2 separate regions of the Homo sapiens genome follow, and region 1 is linked to region 2. A link is a loop called in an ENCODE intact Hi-C map of the cell type or tissue named here. Cell type or tissue: IMR-90. All regions are shown on one strand.

What was found. Peaks named below come from ENCODE experiments on the same cell type or tissue, not always from the same donor. Only the 100,000 strongest peaks of a DNase experiment are listed, where the experiment ranks them.
Region 1: a loop joins it to region 2, with 7 times the contacts of the local background. A loop is called at or near these places in 4 of 110 quality-filtered maps.

The regions. Positions count from the first base shown.
Region 1 is chr2:25,527,340-25,529,839 of GRCh38, forward strand. The region is part of intron 9 of DTNB (dystrobrevin beta); the gene reads right to left. Among named protein-coding and RNA genes, the nearest start is that of DTNB-AS1, 110 kb to the left of the region's middle. In IMR-90, no CTCF peak of the experiment used is centred here; a DNase peak (open chromatin) is centred at 1,022.
Region 2 is chr2:25,663,434-25,665,933 of GRCh38, forward strand. The region is part of intron 1 of DTNB (dystrobrevin beta); the gene reads right to left. Among named protein-coding and RNA genes, the nearest start is that of DTNB, 8.9 kb to the right of the region's middle. In IMR-90, a CTCF peak has its summit at 1,450 (motif pointing left); a DNase peak (open chromatin) is centred at 1,448.

The DNA of each region.
Region 1 (2,500 bases), 140 kb before region 2:
TGGTGAAACCCCGTCTCTACCAAAATTACAAAAATTAGCTGGGCGTGCTAGCGCATGCCTGTAGTCCCAGCTACTCAGGAGGCTGAGGCAGAAGAATCACTTGAACCCGGGAGGGGGAGGTTGCAGTGAGCTGAGATTGCCACTGCACTCCAGCCTGGCGACAGACTGAGACTCTGTCTCAAAAAAAAAAGAGAAAGAAAAAATGCCATAAATACACGAGAGTGGAAATAAAAAAGGCCCATTAGCACACATACTGTGGACTTACAAAGACAATAAAATATTATGAACGTTGTATCAATAACCTTTAAAATTGAGAGAAAATTAATAAATTCCTACCAATACAAAATACTCCAAGGTAACTTCAAAAATAAATAAACAATAAAAATAGTCTAATTGTTTTTTAAAAATGGAATTACCAGTTAAAAATCTTCCCACAAAGAAATCTTCAGGCTTAGATGGCTCCATTAGTGAGTTTCATAAAAAATTTACAAAGAAAATAACCCTTCCAAATCTTGAACAAGCTCTTCCAAAAATATGAAAAGAGAGAATGCTCCCCCATTTTGCAAGAATCACACACTGGGTGATAAAAACAACAAAATAAAAATAACCCCCAAATCTAGGGAAGTTACAGGCCAGTTTCACTCAAAAACATAGCCAAAATCTAAACAAAATATTAGCAAACAAAACCTAGCAGTGTATTCAAACAATGGCCAACTCAGATTTATTCTGGGAAGGTAAAGATGATGCTAAAAAACAATTAATGTAATTCACTACAATAACAGAATAAAGAAAAAGTCTTTGATCATCAATAGAGAAAATCATATAATCATCTCAATACAGAAAAACTCTTTGATAAAATTCAGCATCCATTCATGACAAAAAGAAAGCATTTTTATTTCTAGCAAACTAGAAATAAAAGGGAACCTCTTAAACCCGATAAATAGTTTCTACAAAACCTACATCAAATAACATACTAAATGAATGCTGAAAGCATTCTCTGTGGGATTAGTAATAACACAAAAATGCCTTCTAAACCACTTCTATTCAGTATTGCACCGGAGGGGCTAGCCAGCATAGTATGCTGCTAGCCCTGCAAAAAGTATGATTAATTTTCAAAAGTATAAGGTACAGAAGGGAAGACACAAAGCAGTCATTATTTGCCGATTATATAATTATTTATAGAAAATTCAAAAGAATCTGAGTATAAGGTACCAGAATTAACGAACAATTTAAGCAAGATAACTACATAGACAGTGGACTAAAATACAAAAACTATTTGCATTTCCATACACTAGTAACAAACTGTTAAGAAATATAATTCAGAAAATATTCCATTTGCATAACAGCATACGCTTACCAAAACACATCGAATTGTACACTTAAAGTAGGTGTATTTTATTGCATGTAAAGTATATCTTAAATAGCTGTAGGAAAAAGGACACTACTGATACTTTTTGTAACAGCAATTACAAATGTCAAGTGACATGAGAGTTAACCTAATATATAAAGACTTTCCTGGGGAACAATTATAAAACTTTACTTAAAGGTATAAAAAGATATTTAAATAAATGCAAAGACACATTCATGGAATGAAAGCTTTAATACCAGAAGGATGTCAATTCTCCCCAATTTGATCTTTAGATTCAGTGAATCTCTGATCAAAAATCTCAACAAAATGTTATGAGGAACTCAATAAGATGAGTCTAAACTTTATATGAAAGAGCAAAGAGCTAATAATAGACAAGACACTCCAGAAAAAGTAGATTACTTAGTTCCTTATGGTAATTAAGACAGTGAGATATTGGCATAGGGATGGACAATTTGACCAAAGGAGCAGAATAAAGAAACCAGAAGCCAGCCTGTGCGTATTTGGAAACTTCATTTTTGACAATGGTGGCATTGTAGTCAGTGGGGAAATGTTGAATTATCTAATGAATGACCCTGAGACAAGTTATTATTCAAATGCAGAAAGCGAGCGGCTGGGGAAGAGAACTGGATATTCTACATCACATCACACACAAAAATCCATTCCAAATGAATTAAAGACATATGTGAAAGGGCCATCTTTAAAACCTAAAGAAAAAAGTAAGGAGAAAACCACTATAATGTTGAGAGGCAGGCAAGGAAAAACACGACCCAAAAGGGAAAAAGGTTAACAGATTTAACAAAAAAAAAAATTGCATTATGGGGAACAGATAAACTGTGCTATGGAACACTGTGTAGGGGTGGGAGACATCTTTTTTCCCAAGAAGAAGAAAGCAATGAGAAACCGCAGGAAAAACAACAACTGTACAAGAAAATCAATCCAGTTAAAAATTCAATAGGAATGATTTTCGGTAATCAATGGTAGGTAAGAAAGAAGAGCCCAGTGAACTCCAATGAGACAGTAACTGCACAAAAGGATCCACAGAATTGCAGCACACTATGTGACTGTGTAATGAAGGATACTAACTGTAAATGCCATTATTTGGCTTTATTAGATTTAACCCTTGATCAATCT
Region 2 (2,500 bases):
GGATTGCTGGGTCAAACGTTATTTCTGGTTCTAGATCCTCGAGGAATCCCCACACCATCTTCCACAATGGTTGAACAATATATTATTCTTTATGCTTTATATGTACTATTTCTTTATAACATTTTAGATCATCTACTTTTAGTAAATTCTCTGGTAAGTCTTATCCTGAGTGTTTTAGCGGGGGTGGGGAGCACAGTTCTCCATATATTTCCATATATTTTATTATTGAAACAGAGTATACCAAATACCATAAGCTCTGTACTTTTATCCAAATATACATGAACTCCCATGAACTCTAAAATTTGGTACAATAGCCATCATTTCAAAATCTTCAGCAACGTGTTCTACCAGTATCTCAACAACAGTTGCTAATACAGGATACTTTTCAGTTTTACACCAAACTCAAATTATTTATCTATATATCATTTCAGCCACTGTTACCAAACAAGAAGAACAAGAGTTTATGACTTTTTGTCTTTTATTCCTAAACCTCAAAAGGAACTTCTAAAAATGTATTATTAACCTTAATAAAATTTTAAGGTACTGGATTATGACTGACAATCACTGAAAAACATCAATAAGTCTGTCTTTATATTCTGAATATTTAGTTTTTAAATATCTCAATTTATAAGATTAGCCCATAATATCATTAGTAAATACCTTCAGGTACAATGTACTCAACAGTGTATATAAGTCCATATTTTAAATAGTATTTTTAGTAATTCTAAGCTATTTTTTATTACTGCTTTTTCATCAATCTGATGAGATCACCATTGTTTTTATATTATGCATTTGACTGACAAGTTCATAATATAAATAGAAGTATCCACTCTGTTTCTTTCTGGCTGTTCACGTGTATTTGTATTATTACTTCAATCTTCTGCTGACTCTGAAACTTCAATCTGCATTTTCTTTGCAGGAATCTTTGTGAGCCATCTGTCTATTTAGCAAAGTTCATTTTATTCAAATCAGGTAATATGATCTGAAAGACCACTAAACCCAGCAGAGGTGAACTAAAACATGTGCTAAAACAATATAAGCAGGTAAATAAGGAGGATCACAGTATCAGCCCCTCCAGGCGGTGGGGTTCCCTAGCTTACCGTACGTGACAGACATCATCAGACACACAGATGAAGTAAAGTGTCAACCTATGGGTCAAATACTGGTAAAACTTGATTGCTCATATTTTCTTGTAACACCCTGCCTAGAGGATCATTTTACATACCTCCCACTTTGGAGACTATTGCTCTTTTTAAAAGTAGGTGAGAAGACAAGACCGTGCTGAGCTTGAGGAGATTTTCAGGATTAGGGGTGTTAGAAGTAGAGAGGAAACTAAAGTCTAAGTGGTCAGGTAACTTGGCCTGAAGTTGCAAAGCTAGGAATCTGCGGAGTTGACCATGACGATGCTAAAGCGCTAGAGCCCATTTTCTTTCTATTGTGTCACATCGCCCCCTCCAGGGCAACATGAGGCCTCAAGGAATAAGGAAAGAACACAGGTCCCAAAACTGTGGTGCTGGATCAGACCTTAAATCATGGAGCTAAGTAGGATCTGAAGAGAGTGCAGCAAAAAGTTTGGATCCTTGTTAGTTCTTACACTCTGTTCTATTCATAGAAAATAGAGTGTTTCACACCTGGACTACGTCTACACGCAGAAGTTACGTAACTCCCACAGTAAAGACTAAAGGAAAAGGAGAGAAGGCTTTGGAAGTGTCTCCAGGATGTCTCTGTACATGCCTTTGTGTTAAATAGCCTTTATTTCCTTTCCATCTTTTTGTTAATTTCTTAACCCTGCCAGCTCTCAGCTACGTCAAAGCATCCAAGTATTGAAATTTCTTATGTAAGTTCACCACCTCCCACCATCTCCCTGTCAGTTTTTCTTTGGATGTCCATTTAATTAAGAAGTCAGTGAGGGGCCAGGCGCGGTGGCTCATGCCTGTAATCCCAGCACCTTGGGAGGCTGAGGCGGGTGGATCACGAGGTCAGGAGATGGAGACCATCCTGGCTAACACAATGAAACCCAGTCTCTAATAAAAATAGAAAAAAATAGCCAGATATGGTGACATGCGCCTATAGTCCCAGCTACTTGGGAGGCTGAGGCAAGAGAATCCCTTGAACCCAGGAGGTAGAGGTTACAATGAGCTGAGATCGTGCCACTGCACTCCAGCCTGGATGACAGAGCAAGACTCCGTCTCAAAAAAAAAAAAAGTTAGTGATGACTAAGACTCTCATTAACACTTAGTTACAACAAGCCAAACTTTATTGAAAGAGAACTTCCTTGCTTATTTCAGAAAAATTCTCAAATATTCTTCCTTTAATACTTCTTTTCTCTTCTCTTTCAGATTTAAAAAAAAAAAAAAAAGGCCAGGGAAAATAAATGTTCATAAAACCTTAAAGATTTGCTTTTTACAAATCTGAGAGAGTTCTCTAGGTTCCAATAAAAAAATTCAGTAACTGCACTCCACTACAACAAAGAGTTCTGAGTAGCTAAATAACCTCACGG